Regions from separate parts of the Homo sapiens genome. Here region 2 is linked to region 1. Evidence: chromatin loops called from intact Hi-C (ENCODE). Cell type or tissue: heart right ventricle. All regions are shown on one strand. Links, peaks and the distances in the headings refer to the core of each region. The heading gives the core; the rest is flanking DNA. Region 1 has its middle 30 kb from the start of CEBPA-DT. Region 2 overlaps CHST8 (carbohydrate sulfotransferase 8).

Region 1 (8,334 bases), core at 80-8,079:
CAGTCAAGCCCTGTTCTCATGCTCTGGACGCATTTTCTTTCACGTTCTCAGGGGTGCCACCCCACCTGCATTGAACTATGCTCTAGGGTCCCCCACTTAAGAAAACAAAACGCCTCTCTCTGACTACGCACCTTTCCACCCATCTCCCTATTTCTTTCTTTCTTTTTTTTTTTTGAGACAGAGTCTAGCTCTTCTCCCAGGCTGGAGTGCAGTGGTACAATCACAGCTTACGGCAGCCTTGACCTCCGGGGCTCAAGCCATACTCTCACGGCAGCCTCCTGGGTAGCTGGGACCACAGGTGTGCACCACTGCGCCCGGCTAATTTTTTTTTTTTAATTATTTGTAGAGACAGGGTCTAGCTATGTTGCCCAGGGCTGCTCTTGAACTCCTGGCCTCAACGATCTTCCTGCCTTGGTTTCCCAAAGTGCTGGGGTTACAGGCGTGAGCCACCACACCTGGCCCTTACTTCTTGACTCTTCACTCATAACTAAACTTCCTGACAGAGTTCTCTGTAAACACTATCTCTGCCTATTCACCTTTCATTGATTTCCCAATGCGGTTTCATCTGCTCCCTACACTTTACTGAGGTTGTTGTTGGAAAGGCGCCCTCCCTGTTTTAAGGCCCAGCAGTGGCCCCTCCCCTGGTCCTCAGCAGCGTGCTGCAGCCTCCCGTTGGTGAAGTGCTTCCTCTCTTGCTGTCTACCTGCTGCTTCCAGTCTCCGGCGTCAGCTCCTCCTCTCCCAGGGGCAGCCTCACTTGTCTCCTCTATCTGCACTGTTCTTCTGGGGACTCTAATCCTCTCTAAGGGCACCTTGTTGATCGCCTTGTTGTTTAGTACCAAATTCATGTCTTCAGCCCAGAGGCCAAGCCTGAGCATCACCCTCTAACATCTGATCTCTCTATCTGTCTATTTCACAGGTATCTCGGAATTAACAAGTCTAAGATGAAATCTTGGTTTCCCTGTGAACTTACCTCCTGCCCCTAATCTGCCCCTTCTTTCCAGCTACTTAAGCCAGAATTTGAGGAGCCAATCTCTACCTCTCCTTCTTCCCCACCGTTCCATGCCTAATCTCTTATAATCTATTCTCTCCTCTTTGGCTCAAAATAGACCTATCAACTTCTTATCCCCGCTGCCAATACCCTAGTACAAACCACTGCTGTCTCCCACCTGGACCACAACGATGGGCTAACCCTAACTGGGCTCCATGCCTGCCTTCCTGTTCCCTTACCATACATTCTCCAACCAGAGGCACTGTTGCAAAAACATAATCCAGTGCATAACTTCCCTTTGCGCTTAAAATAAACCCTACAAGGCCCAGCATGATCCAGCCCCTGCTTCTCTCTCTCCAGCAACACCTATGTCCTTCTCCAGCCCCACCCAGCTTCACACCTTCATTCATGCAGGAACTTCGGTCTTTCAGTTTCAGCCTCTGTGTCAGCAAAGACCCCTTCCATTTTGAAGAGAATCAACCAGTTGAGGAGCGGGTGGATGATAGAGCAAGTTGCCCACAGAGACAGCAAATTGGACTCATTCTCCCTTCCAGTGACGAAGGATATTTATTTTTCTGACTCAGGACTAAAGGGGGCTGAGAGGCCCATGCTGGGAAAAGTACTTGCAATACATATGGCAGAGGAAGGGTTAATATCCTACACGCACAGACATCCTTGAGAAGAAAAGCACAAAAAATTCAATGGGAAAAGGAGGGGGAGGAATTTAATAGGTTTTCCACAGGAAGAGAAATTTAAATAGCCAATAAATAAGTGAAAAGATCAGTTTCATTAGTAATCAGGGAAATGCCAATTAAAGAAACTAGAGCAGGTTTTTAAAGAAAAAACTCATCAGATTGGCAAAAATTAAAGAGTGGCTGGCTGGTAAGAATACATGAAATCAGACACTGTACCTTGTGGGTAGAATTGCAGCAATGCTTTGGGGAAATAATTCGGCAATGTCATTCAGATAAAAAAAACATACACGTGGCCGGGCAAGGAGGCTCACGCCTATAATCCCAGCACTTTGGGAGGCTGAGGCTGGTGGATCGCTTGAGCCCAGGAGTTTGAGACCAGTCTAGGCAACATGGCAAAACCTTGTCCCTACAAAAAACACAAAAAATTAGCTGGACATGGTGGCACAGGCCTGTAGTCCCAGCTACTCAGGAGTCTGAGGTGGGAGGATTGCTTGAGCCTGGGAGGCAGAGGTTGCAGTGAGCCAAGATTGCGCCACTGCACTCCAGCCTGAGTGACAGAGTGAGACGCTGTCTCCAAAAAAAAAAAAAAAAAAAGGAAAAAAGTTCCCTTTGACCCAGAAATGACAATTCTTGAGAATCTATCTTCTAAAATTACCAGCCTACAAGTATATTTACACCAAGATGGCATTTTAGCACTGTTTGCAATGGCAGAAGTCAGAGGAGAGGGTAGGAAAAGATTCTACCAAAACAGAAAATCACTCATGATGTCATGTTAAGTAAGATAGGAAGAAACAAACTTCTATCACTATTACTCCAAATCTGTAAACATTGACTAAGTATGTGGACAAAGGGTAGAGGGTGCCATGTATCTACAGAAATATTGATTTAAACAGCTCGTGGAACTGTGGGGGAGTTTTGTTTGAATTGTAATATTGTTTTGCCAATTATGTAAATAATTTTTTAAAAAATTATTTTATTTTATTTTATTTTATTTTATTTTTATTTATTTATTTTTTTTGAGATGGAGTCTTGCTCTGTCACCGAGGCTGGAATGCAGTGGTGCCATCTTGGCTCACTGCAACCTCCACCTCCCAGATTCAAGAGATTCTCTTGTCTCAGCCTCCCAAGCAGCTGGGATTACAGGCGTGTACCACCATGCCCGGCTAATTTTTGTATTTTTAGTAGAGATGGGATTTCGCCAGGTTGGTCAGGCTGGTCTCAAACTCCTGACCTCAAGTGATCACCCTGCCTCGGCCTCCCAAAGTGTGGGATTACAGACGTGTATTTTAACTTTTTTGAGACAGTTTTAGTCTATCCCCCAGCCTGGAGTACAGTGCTGCGATCATAGCTCACTGCAGCCTTAAACCCGTGGGCTCAAGTGATCCTCCTGCTTTAGCCTCCTGAGTAGCTGGACCACAAGTGTGCGCCACCACGCCTGCCTTATTTATTTATTTATTTATCTACTTATTGGCATATTTATTTATAGAGGTGGGGGGTCTTGCTATGTTGACCAGGCTGGTCTTGAACTCTCAGCCTCAAGCAATCCTCCCTCCTCGGCCTCCCAAAGTGCTGGGATTACATAGTGAGCCACTGTGCCTGGCCATGAATGGCAAATAATAAAAAAAAAAACCCACAAAGAAGCCATAACTGAGCATTCTTCTGTTACTTGATGGATCTGTAGAGAAATTAAACTTTGCTTTCAATAAGACAAACTACTTTCATCAGAGAGATTTCCAAAAATAGTACTTCCTCACTTTCTGGTGAAACTATTCCTCATTTTGTATTGCTTTATACTAATATTTTTTGGTTTAATATTGAACTCAACCGCTTTTTCAAAGTTTTTGCAATACAGCTAGTATATTTTCCCTACTGAAGACATCCTCTTCCTTCTAAAAAAACAATTGCTTGGTTGGTTTTGCCCATTATATAATTGTAAACAGTGGACACAGATGACCCAAACTACCCCTTGGAGCTTTAGTCTTTCGTGATGGACCAATTCCTCCATTCTTTTAATAGCTTTGGTTCCTCTTTGCACGCTGCCAGCCAGAAAACTCTACATGCTTGTGGTAGAAAGCTGCCCTAGCTAAGCACAGTTTTCTGGGTGTGGCTCTACCGTACTTCCCTCATCTGAGCAGCCATGGCTCTCGCTGGCCTTTTTGGGTTCTCTGGCACTAGCTGGTCTGTGACCTTCTCCTGAGAGGGCCTCTTCAGTGTCTCTATGTGACTGTGCTACCACCAACTACGGCCACAGTCTCTATCACTCATACTCTCTGCCACTTATAGACTCCACTAAATAGATCTATACTTTCCCAATCACATGTGAGCGTTAACATGTCCAAGCTCACTTACTATGATGACTGTTATCATTTTTAAAAGGAGAATGACAAGTGTTGGTGAGGATGTAGAGAAATTGAACATTCATATATTGCTGGTAGAAATGTCAAAGGGTGGCCAAGCATGGTGGCTCATGCCTGTAATCCCAGCACTTTGGGAGGCTGAGGCGGGTAGAACACCTGGGGTCAGGAGTTCGAGACCAACCTGGCCAATATGGGGAAACCCCCTCTCTACTAAAAATACAAAAATTAGCCCGGCGTGGTGACGTGCACCTGTAGTCCCAGGTACTCAGGAGGCTGAGGCAGGAGACTCGCTTGAACCTGGGAGGTGGAGGTTGCAGTGAGCTGAGATTGTGCCACTGCACTCCAGCCTGGGCTACAGAGCAAGACTCCGTCTCAAAAAAACAGTGAAAAGTTGCAGTCACTGCAGAAAACAATATGGTGGTTCCTCCAAACATTAACAATAGAATTCCTATATGATCCAGCAATTTCACTTCTGAGTACAGACCTGAAAGAACTGGAAGCAGGGTCTCAACAAGGTATTTGCACATCCGTGTTCATAGCAGCATTATTCTCAATAGCCAAAAAGTAGAAGCACCCCAAGGGCCTATCAATGCATCAATGGATAAACAAAAGATGGTACGTCCATACAATGGAATATTATTCAGCCTTATAAAGGAAGGAAATTCTGGTGCGTGCTACAATATGGATAAACCTTGAGGATATTATGCTAAATGAAATAAGCCAGTCGCAAAAAGCAAATACTGTATATTCTAAGCAAATACTATATGAGGTACCTAGGGTAGTCAAACTTATAGAAACAGAAAGCAAAATGGTGGTTGCCAGGGGCTGGGGCTGGGGGGAGTGGAGTTGTTCAGTGGGTACAGTTTCAGTTTTGCAAGATTAAAAGAGTTCTGGAGATTGGTTGCACAACAAATGAATGCATTTAATACGACTGAAACATACACTTAAAATTGGTTAAGGTGGTGAATTTTATCTTATGCATATTTTACCAGGATTTAAACTTTTTCTTAAATAAAAAAAAAAAGGCTTGGAGCTGGGATCCAAACCCCATCATCTGGTGGCAGTGCTAACTCTGAACAGTAGGCTATGCTAGTCCTGCAGGTAAGAGGACCCACACACATTAGAAGGCAGTTCATGTTCCCACTCCTGCCAGAGCGTGCACCCTGGCGGTCTCACTCCCCAGCCCAAGCAGCTTATCAATGGATTCCTTATATGTACATTCAGGGCACTGCCCCTCCACCCACCCCACCTCTGTCCAGCTGGGTTCTGGTAAACTCATTTCTGTGTCTTCATTAATTCTCTCATGACTGGTGTCTTAGCAGCCACCCTCAATCACACACAACAAAAGCAGCACATCCTCTATCACCTATAAAGCTGGAGCCTGGGCCAAGCGTGGTGGCTCACGCCTATAATCCCAGCACTTTGGGAGGCTGAGGCAGGAGGATTGCTTTAGCCCAGGAGTTCGAGACCAGCTTAGGTAACATAGTGAGACCCTCGTCACTACAAAAAAATTTAAAAAACTAGCCAGGTATGGTGGTATGCACCTGTAGTCTCAGCTACTTGGGAGGTTGAGGCTGGAGGATCGCTTGAGCCTGGGAGGTCAAGGCCGCAGTAAGCCATGATCTGAGCCACTGCATTTCAGCCTGGGCAACAGAGCAAGACCTTGTCTCAAAAAAAAAAAATCTGGAGCCTAGTGAGTGGTGAACACACATTAATTAATAATTTAATAAATTATTAATTAATTGTTGGTAATTAATAATCACCATCTGGTTATTAATAAGCATTTAATTAATATGTAATAAGTAATAGCATTAAATGAATATAGACAAAAATTGAGAATTTAAAATTGGATGTAAGAAATAACTTCTTGGTAGGTCCACTTTATTTCTTTTATTCTTTTTCTTTTTTTCTTTCTTTTTTTTTTCTTTAAAGCGATAAGGGCTTGCTCTGTCATCCAGGCTGGAGTGCAGTGGTACAATCACGGCTCACTGCAGCCTTGAACTCTTGAAGTGATCCTCCCACCTCGGCCTCCTGAGTAGTTGTGACTATAGGCATGCACCACCACACCTGGCTAATTTTTTTGTTTTTTGTAGAGACAGAGTCTTGCTATGTTGCTCAGGATGGCCTGGCCTCAAGTGATCCTCCTGCCACAGCCTTCCAAAGTGCTGGGATTATGGGCATGAGCCACCATGCCTGGCCCACTCCATTTCCTAATAGGTGACATTGTGGCATACACTATTTGTACATATCTATGCTATATTATGCCTTTCTGAGGTCATTTATTATTAAAGGAAATTTTTTTTTGAGACAGGGTCTCACTGTTGCCCAGGGTGGAGTACAGTGGTGAAAGCACAGCTCACTGCAACTTCAACTTCCTCAAGCAATCCTCCCACCTCAGCCTCTCAAGTAGCTGAGACTACAGGTGCATGCCACCACACCCAGCTAATTTTTGTATTTTTTGTAGAGATGGGGGTCTCGCTACATTTCCTAGGCTGGTCTTGAACTCCTGGCCTTAAGTGATCTGCCTGCTTTGGCCTCTCAAAGTGCTGGGATTACAGGCATGAGCCACGGCACCTGGCCTCTGAGGTTATTTAAATCTAATTCTGCTTAATAACAATTTAGGAATATGCTAAATTGCCTCTTAACGTGTTTTCCCATTGGTTAAGTCCAGAATCCATCAGGGTTTTATAGGTCTTACTGACTTACAAGCAAGAGGAACTGAGTCTAGTTAACTTAAACCAAATAATCTATGGAAAAAATATGGAGAAGCTCATAGAAACCAAGAAAAAACCTGGAACAACTGCACAAATGACAGTCACTAGAGCAACTCCAGGAATCCAGATGGCAGGAACGGACCAGCATCTACTATGGTGCCGCTGCTGCTGAGAAGAACCAGCCCAGCCATTTTCTTTGTCCCTGCTGTCATCATTGGAATTCGCAAGAGGAACATCTGATATTGCTCTAGCCTGCTTAACCAACCAATCACAGTGACTCTGTTGTGGCCCGGCCAGGCTGGCTGCTCAAAGAAGAATTTGTGCCATTATCAAAAGAATCAGTGGGTGATGACAAGGACGAGCTGTGTCCACCCCAAAGACTCATGAGCCTTTCTCCTTGGCAGTGCCTTCCAACCAAGCATCTTCTTTTTTTTTTTTTTTTTTTTTTTTTTTTTTTGCCCAGGCAGGAGCACAATGGTGTGATCTCGGCTCACTGCAACCTCCGCCTCCCAGGTTCAAGTGATTCTCCTGCCTCAGCCTCCCGAGTAGCTGGGATTACAGGCATGCGCCACTATGTCCAGCTAATTTTTGTATTTCTAGTAGAGATGGGGTTTCTCCCTGTTTGTCAGGCTGATCAAGAACTCCCAACCTCAGATGATCTGCCCCCCTTCGGCCTCCCAAAGTGCTGGGATTACAGGCGTGAGCCACTGCACCCGGCCCCAACCTAGCATCTTATGGACGTTACTTGGCTTATATAGACTCAGGTATGGCTTTAATTTTTTAAATGTTAAGTAATTTTTAACCAGTCCCTAAAATACTGTCACCCTCCGTGACATCACCTCTCTGTCCACACAGAGAATGGACAAGGTCCAGGAGAGCACAAATCTACCCCATCCATTTTGACCCCAATTCCAGTTTATGAAATTGATAAATACCTGGACTGTCTATGCAAGACACTTTCTTGTGGCAAGTCAAGTTCTATTTTCCTATTAAGTTATTTACAATATTAAGGTTTTGTCCTCTTCATTTTTGACTGTTCTTCAGTAAATACTGGCCATGACTATGGGACTGTCTTATGAATTAAGTGATGCTCTGTTCAAAGACTACTCCATGTGAGATCCTGTAACACTGCTGCTTCAGTAAAGCTGTTTTCTTCTACCTTTGGCTCGCCCTTGAATTCTTTCCCGGGCAAAGCAAAGAACTTTCTTGGGCTAAGCCCTTATCTGGGGCTCACCTGCCCTGCATCAGTATTAGCACAAGGACAGACAAACTGACCAGTGGAAAAGCACGTACAGATACATACAGTCAACTGATTTATGACCACAGCCACCTGTATTGCAATGAGGAAAGAAAGGATGAACTCTTCAGCCAGGCACAGTGATATGCACCTGTAATCCCAGCTACTCAGAAGGCTGAGGCAGGAGGATCCCCTGAGCCCGGGAGTTTGAGACCAGCCTGGGCAACAGTGAGACCCCATCTCTTAAAAAAAAAAAGAGAGAGAGAGAGAGATTATCTTTGATAAATGATGGAAATAATAGTGGGTCATGCTGCCCTATCCTATGTGGATGGGCCTCATCC
Region 2 (8,334 bases), core at 49-8,048, 400 kb after region 1:
CACCCAGATTGAGGGTGTGTCTGCCTCTCCCAGTCCACTGACTCAAATGTTAAAGTCCTTTGGCAACACCCTCACAGACACACCCAGGAACAATGCTTTGCATCCTTCAATCCAATCAAGTTGACACTCAATAGTAATCATCACAGCAAGTTTATTAAGAAAGTAAAGGAATAGAGAATGACTACTCCATAGGCGGAGCAGCAGCTTGGGCTGCTGGACTAAGGATACTTATTGTTACTTTGTGATTATATGCTAAACAAGGGGTGGATTAATTATGAGTTTTCCGAGAAAGGGGTGGGCAATTCCCAGAACTTAGGGTTTCTCCCCTTTTTAGACCATAAAGGGTAAATTCTAGGTGTTGCCATGGCATCTGTAAACTGTCACGGCACTGGTGGGAGTGTTTCTTAGCATGCTAATGCATTATAATTAGCGTATAATAAGCAGTGAGGACAACCGGGGGTCACTTTCATCACCATCTTGGATTTGGTGAGGTTTGGCCAGCTTCTTTACCACAGCCTGCTTTATCAGCAAGGTCTTTGTGACCTGTATCTTGTTCCAACCTCCTATGTCATTCTGTGACTTAGAATGCCTAACCTCCTGGGAATGCAGCCCAGTAGGTCTCAGCCTTATTTTACCCAGTATCTATACAAGATGGAGTCACTCTAGTTCAAACGCCTTTGACAGATGTGTTTTCGTGTATGCAAACAATGATTGAGATGAGGTTTGGGTTCTTCACAAGGAGCCCAGAGCCTGTGCCCAAGGCTGTGGCCAGATCCTCTGGTTTACACAGAGAAGATCTCAGGCAGAGAAAAGGTGTAAAGATGCACTGTTCTCCTTGCTGGCTGCCGGTGACCTCTTTTCCACTCCAAGAAGCTCATGGACTCAGGGAAACAAGACAGCCTGTCTCAATGGCTCAGTCCACACGGACAGAGATTGAGGTGCAAGGGGAGGGAGTCCCTTAATCCACACACTGCTCACACTGGGACAGCTGCGTCTCCACTTCAACCCAGCCAGCTCTGCCCTGCATGAGCTTGGCCATGTGAGTTCAGCTGCATACCGACTGTGCTCTGTTGCAATGCTGCCTCTTTCTTTTGGGCTCTGAAAAGCCGCCCCCTGAGGCTCATGATTGCCCTTACTTTAAAGATGAGGTCAAGCACATTTGGCCGTCACTCAGGAGATCCTCTTGTCTGGTCCTTCTACCAAGAATCGTTGTTCTGCACCAGCTGTTGCAAGGCTCACGCCTAATAAATAAGCCCGCGTTCTGTTTTGCCCCCAGCTGGGCTGTACTACATACTGTCCTGACACTGACCACCTGGAGTTAGCACCAGACGCCACAAGTAAAGGACAGAGCCCTCCACAAGACTGACTTTACTTCAGACACTGGCCGCAAGTGGGGTCCCCAGGCCACCTGCACCGCTGGCCAACTGGCTACAGAGTCAGGTGTTCCTGTGAATCTGTAGCCAGCTGGCCAGCAGTGTAGGTGCTGGGGCCCCTCCAGTTTGAAAATTTGTTTTAAAGATGCAGAACACAGGCAAGTACTATACTTAAAATTGCATTTTTATTAGAAAGGATACCCATAGATAGAACAGGGTCTGGGAGGGTCCCAAACACAATTTTCTCAGGCTCTGGGCTCCTGGTCAAGAGCCCAAACCTCATCTCAATCATTATTTGTTCACATGAAGACACATCCAATGAACCGAAGTGGGCAGCAGGGCAACGCCAGACCCTCGGAAAGGCAGTGGGGCATGTGCATCTTAGAGGAAGAGACAAAGCATGAGCTTAGCTTGATTCCTGTATCATCTCATTTAATTCTCACAAGGTTCCCTAAGGTAGGTTCCATGGTACCTCCTTCATGGAGGGCATATCACCCTCCCAGCAGATCAGTGTGTTCAACTGGGAGCTCCTCTGAGCCTCAGTGTCTAGAGTTTTTATTAGGATTGCATTATGAATTGGGGTTTGATTATGAGTAATCAATGATTGATGATTGATTGGCTGCATGACAGAACTCAATCTCCAATCACCCTCCCCTCCTCTCTTCAAGTGGTTGGTCTTTCTGGTGACCAGCTCCTATACTGAAGCTCTCTAGGAGCCCACCAGGACCCATCTCATTGGCATAACAAGACATGCCTATCACTGTGGAAATTCCAAGGGTTTTTGAAGCACTGTGTCTGGAACCAAGAGACAAAGACCAGATATATTCTTTTTTTTTTTTTTTTTTTGAGATGGAGTCTTGCTCTGTTGCCCAGGCTGGAGTGCAATGACATGATCTTGGCTCACTGAAACCTCCACCTCCTGGGTTCAAGCAATTCTCCTGCCTCAGCCTCCCAAGTAGCTAAGATTACAGGCCCCCACAACAATGCCCAGCTAATTTTTTGTACTTTTAGTAGAGATGGGGTTTCATCATGTTGGCCAAGCTGGTCTTGAAGTCCTGAACTCAGGTAATCTACCCGCCTTGGCCTCCCAAAGTGCTGGGATTACAGGCGTGAGCCACAGTGCCTGGCCCAGATATATTCTTGATACCACAGCCCATTACCAAGTGAATACAGCCTTGTAAAGTGCAACTTTCAAACTTACTTTGGGATCCATTTTATTATCTCTTTACTAGTTGTTCTTGCATCTGTCAGTTCCATTCTGATTTATGCCCTCATTTCTTGTATGGCATCCTAAACCCCCTCTCTGCATAAATTGGGGTGTAACAGATAGATTATTGCAGGCCCTTCCTTCAGCTCCGAAAGAACATGCAACATAAGAGCTGGAACTTCCTACATAGGAGCCACTGCTAGCCTCTAGGAGCCACAGCCAGCCTCTAGGAGCACTTTCTCAACGGCCCACACACCATCATAACTGCAGCCTGCTGCAGAGAGCTCTACAAACTTCCGTCGTTGATCTGTGATCTATGAGGCAAGCCTCCTCTCCCTGTGAGCAGACAGCGGTGTCAGAGGTGTGTAAACCAGAGCAACTCCATCTTGACTAGGGCCTGGGAAAAAAGAGGCTGAGACCTACTGGGCTGCATTCCCAGATGGTTAAGGCATTCTAAGTCACAGGATAAGATAGAAGGTTGGCACAAGATACAGGTAATAAAGACCTTGCTGATAAAACAGGTTGCAGTAAGGAAGCCGGCTAAAACCCACCAAAACCAATGGCCATGGGAGTGACCTCTGGTGGTCCTCACTGCTACACTCCCACCAGCGCCATGACAGTTTACAAATGCCATGGCAACGTCAAGAAGTTACCCTATATGGTCTATAAAGGAGAGGCATGAATAATCCACCTCTTGTTTAGCATATCATCAAGAAATAACCATAAAAATGGGCAATGAAGAATGGAATAGCCATTCTTCATTCCTTTACTTCTTAATAAACTTGCTTTCACTTTACTCTATGAACTCACCCTGAATTATTTCTTGTGCAAGATCCAAGAACCCTCTCTGGGGGTCTGGATCGAGACCCCTTCCCTATAACAGCAATGGGGACCCACACTGTGTGACACAGTGGTGCTGTCCCCCAGGTGGGATGAATATGAAGGAATGGGGTGGCAGCTCACTGGGCCAGCCCCCAGCCCCCAGGAGAACGCCCTGCCATCGTTGTCCCAACTGCAGGAGCTCAGGGAGAGGAGAGGAAGGAGGGAGAGCACTTTCTCAGTGCCCAGGCCAGGAGGGGCATCACGAGTGGGGTCTGTTGGGAGTGAGGACCCACCTTCCTGATCCCAGAGCTGCCCACTCCCACTGGGCCCAGCATACCACCCTGGGAGCACTGACTTCCCCCAGGGACCTTCCTGACATGGGGACAGGGAAAGGCACTACAGGGTGAGGTGGGGGTGAGGTTCTGTTGACAACCAAGTCTCCTGCACAGCTTGGTCCCTGAAACATCCCCTGACCCCAGCATCAAGCTGAACAGAGGGTAAACGGGATCTCTGTGTGAGGGTCCTCCATGCCACGGCTTGGGCAAGGCCAGAAGCTGCATCAAATGTCAGATAGGGAAGTCCCAGCCCAGGCAAGAAGGAGGCTTTAAAAAAGGCTTGTGTTTGTTGGCAAGCAGCAGTGCCAGGCCTGGCTTTTGATCAAAACATCCTAGCTGTTGGCAGAGACAAAGGCAATCCCTGGAAACAGCCTGGCTGGGGAGAGATGGAAGAGAGGGCAGGGTTGGGTAGGGGGGTCAGCTCTGGCCCCTCCCCAGCTGGCTCACAGCTTCCTACCCTCAGGGCCCGACCTTGCTCCTCCATGGGGAGGGAGGGGGTACTTGGAGAAAAGGCTTTAAATGCCTCACAGGCAGAGTTAGCAATCAGGTTTCAGGAGGAAACTCACAGATTGATGGGGAAGCCGTCAAATGCACCCCTGGCAGCAGGAGAGTGTGAATGGGACCGGGAACAGTGTCTGCCTCCAGCCAGGCTGCCCCCTTCTCCCGACTGCCCACTGCAAGGGCAGTCAGAGGGTCTTAGGTTCTGACACACAGACACACGCAGACACACACACACTCTTCACTCTCCACTGCAGCCATACAAAATCACATTCTTGGCCAGTCATGGTGGCTCACACCTGTAATCCCAGCACTTTGGGAGCCCAAGGTGGGCAGATTACTTGAGGTCAGAAGTTCAAGACCAGCCTGACCAACATGGTGAAACCCTGTGTCCACTGAAAATACAAAAATTAGCCGGGCGTGCTGGTGCACACCTGTAATCCCAGCTACTTGAGACGCTGAGGCAGGAGAATCATTTGAACCCGGAGGGTAGAGGTTGCAGTGAGCCGAGATCGCGCCACTGCCTGGGGGACAGAGCGAGACTCCGTCTCAAAGAAAAACAGAAACAAAAACAAACCAAAATCACATTCCCCACCTTTTACCAGAAGGCTTGCTCACACCTGTAAATGGAGTGTGCCTCCTCTCCACCTGTTTCTAATTAAAGATGTGTATTTTCTAAGGCACCACCCGCCACCTGGCAATGTCCTTACAAAAGAGACTGCTCCCTGCTGCAGGGCCAGGGATGGCTTCAGCCCAACGATGCTAAGAATCCATGGTGACAGAGACAGACATGGGGCCGGGATCCCAGGCCCAGCCTGCGCTTGGAAGCACCTCTTGCCTCACTATGGTGTCATAGACCCTCAGCCTGAGAACAGTCTCAGGATGCTGTTGAACTGAGACTTGGACTGAGAAAGGAGGCCAGGGGATAGACTGGAGGGTGCTTCCGAGTTGAGGTGTTGTCCTGAAGGTCAACAGTGGAGGACTAGCCAGGAACTGATCACGCCAGATTCTATACCAGCCTGGAGCCCACCTGGGCTCTCCCGGATGCTGCTAATCAGGATGGAGGGTAGGGGTGCTTGCTGCAGGTATTTAGAAGGCTCCCCAGCTAACCGCTCCCAGGCCTGCCTCCCTGTGGATGATTTGCACCAGGCTGTTTTGTCAGCCTAGCACTGCCTTCCCCGGGGAATAGTGAACTCACTTTTGCAGAGAAGGGATCTCTCAGAGGGCCCTTCCGAGGCACTCTCTGGTGTCTGCCCAAGCTCAGACAAGATGCATAGCCTGGTGCCTGCCAGGCCAACGGGGGTGACTACTTATCCAGCAGATAAGTGTGTGTGAGCAGCTCTGGGGACATGGGGCAATAAGGGGAGGTCTCATGTGTCAGGGGCAGCCAGGAAATGTTCTGTTAAGATGTCCTTTCTGTTCCTGAGATTTTCTAGCACCAGCAGACACCGTGGCCACCACCCCTCTCTCCCTACCCCATACTGCAGACGTTGGGAGTCTGCGGCCATGTAGGATGCAGCCCACAGCTTTGTCCCCAACATTCATGAAGGAATGCATGGTGTGTCACTGCCATTCTGAGATAGGAGTTCAGCAGGACTAGTTTCCCAGGACCCTGATGAAAAAACAGGATGCAGTAGAGAAGCTGGCCAAAACCCGCCAAAACCAAAGGTGGTGATGGAAGCAACCTCCGGTTACCCTTACTGCTCCTAAGATGCTAATTATAATACATTAGCATGCTAAAAGACATACCCACCAGCACCATGACAGTTTACAGATGCCATGGCAACTCCTGGAAGTTATCCTATATGGTTTAAAAAGGGGAGGGACCCTCAGTTCCAGGAACTCCCAGCTCCTTTCCAGAAAAACTCATTAATAATCTACCCGTTATTTAGCATGTAGTCAAAAATAACCATAAAAATAATCAACCAGCAGCCCTAAGGGCTTCTCTGCGTATGGAATAGCCACTTTTTATTCCTTTACTGTCTTAATAAACTTGTTTTCACTTTGCTCTGTCAGCTCACTCTTGAATTCTTTCCTGCACAAAGCCAAGAACCCACTTGGCCTTCTGGGCTGAGCCCCAGTTTTGGGGTTTGCCCTGTGACAATTCCATCCCCAGGTTCAGGGCCACTGAGACACGCATTCGGAACTGTCCCTAGCACTGGGTATTGGCTGCCTTGGTGACCAGGGCTAAGCGTTCACTGTGGCCATAATTAGAGCTGGGACAAATGGCTATTAGGTCCTAATTGTCAGCTTTTCCAAATCTGGAAAAAAGCCACGGGACAGAATTCCCAGAAGGGAATTGTCCCCACGGACTACTGGGGACCCTTCTCAAGGCTGTGGGCATCTGTTTGCGGAACTGTGTCATGGAAGCCACGTGCCATACTAAGTTTGAAGTCTGAGCCAGGCTCTCCTCTAAAGCATGGCTGTCCTCCTAGGTCCTCCTAGGATGGGCATCCTGGCCACCCCTTCCTTTGAGCTTCCCCCAGCCTTCTCCAATGTGTTTTCTGCCCAGCTAATGCCCCTTGCCTAACCCTGGACTTCTCACTCTCCTCCAAGCCCATTCCCTCTGCATTTGATAGCCACGTACCTGGCCCCCAGGCTGTGACTCACTGTTATCTCCAAGCACTAGAGAATTTTCTCCTGTCATCTTCAGCAACAAGTGGTTGCAGTTTTCATTGCAGTTTTCATTATAATAAGACCAAAAGAAAAAAAAAACTGTAGCTGAGAAAATAGATGTGTGCTTTCCACCCTACACTGAGAACATCTTGACATTTAAATCCAATTACCCTTTTCCCATTCTTGATGAGGATATGACATGCTGCTAGAACATTCTGCTAGATAAATATATCATATTCTCTGACTGCTCAAAACCTCCCAGGGGTGGATTTGGGGGTTCTGTGACCCCCGTTCACTATCGGCCTCTGTGAGAGGACAGGGTCGTGGACTGGCTGAGCTAAAAGGCCCTGAAAATGTTTGCCTGGAAAAATTTTGCAGCATTTGACCTCTGCCTTTCACTGAGTCATTAATTGGGAGAATGGAACAATTGCAGAAACAGGGGGACTTTTGTCCTTTGTATCAGATCTGTACACATTCAAACCCCCCATCCCTGGGCTTTCAGCAAAACACCACAAACCAGTAGGCCCTGGGCAGAGAGGTATTAATTAAGCACATTCCCATATTACTTCAAAATGTCTATCCTCCCAGAAGCAAAGAGTCATTGACTCTAAATGAAGCAGAAAGCCAGAAAGGAGCCCTTACAGCTATTATTCTGCTGTAAATATTAGTTCTCTTTTGACATCTGGAGAGAGAGAGTGCAAGTTTTTTCTTTTTTTCTTCTTTTGAGATGGAGTCTTGCTCTGTCACCCAGGCTGGAGTGCAGTGGTACGACCTCGGCTCACTGCAACCTCCGCCTCCAGGGTTCAAGCAATTCTCCTGCCTCAGCCTCCTGAGTAGCTGGGATTACAGGCACACACCAGCATGCCCGGCTAATTTTTGTACTTTTAGTAGAGATGAGGTTTCACCATGTTGGCCAGGCTGGTCTTGAACTTCTGACCGTGGGTGATCCACCCCTCTCGGCCTCCCAAAGTGCTGGGATTACAGGCATGAGCCACCGTGCCCGGCCGGAGTCCAAGATTTTTAGCAAGTGTGCATACTGTTCTGTGGCTAGAGAGGGAGATGGTGGGTGGGGAGGATATTGCCAGGATTAAAGCCGGGAGGACCCTGCATCCTTTGCCTTCCAGTAGGGTTCCCCAGTATGGGCCGCATCCACAGGGATCAGGCAAAACTCCCCCGCCCTCCTTCTGAAACCCACTTACCATGTAAAGTTACACGGTTTTAACTTGACTCTGCATCCATTTCCACCTGCAGAGAAAGAGGAAAATGAAAGTTCTGGGAGATTTAGAATCTCATTGTAACTGTTAATTTCAGCCAGGATGGAATCCCTTTCCTATCCTTGTCCCAGCCATGACTATTATCATCCTCCGTTGACCTCTCTCCCCCCTCCTCCACAAGATGAAGTGTTAACAAGCAGAGGAAAATTAGCTCCACTCCCCCAGCACAACATCCCCTGCCCTGCAGAAGTCGTGGAAGCCATAAGCCA

What was found. Peaks named below come from ENCODE experiments on the same cell type or tissue, not always from the same donor. Only the 100,000 strongest peaks of a DNase experiment are listed, where the experiment ranks them.
Region 2: a loop joins it to region 1, with 7 times the contacts of the local background. A loop is called at or near these places in 1 of 110 quality-filtered maps.

The regions. Positions count from the first base shown.
Region 1 is chr19:33,328,680-33,337,013 of GRCh38, forward strand. No RefSeq gene overlaps it. Among named protein-coding and RNA genes, the nearest start is that of CEBPA-DT, 30 kb to the left of the region's middle. In heart right ventricle, for the core only: no CTCF peak of the experiment used is centred there; a DNase peak (open chromatin) is centred at 3,791; H3K27me3 peaks cover 557 bases.
Region 2 is chr19:33,731,033-33,739,366 of GRCh38, forward strand. All of the region lies in intron 3 of CHST8 (carbohydrate sulfotransferase 8), which reads left to right. Among named protein-coding and RNA genes, the nearest start is that of KCTD15, 62 kb to the right of the region's middle. In heart right ventricle, for the core only: no CTCF peak of the experiment used is centred there; a DNase peak (open chromatin) is centred at 4,059; H3K27me3 peaks cover 2,747 bases.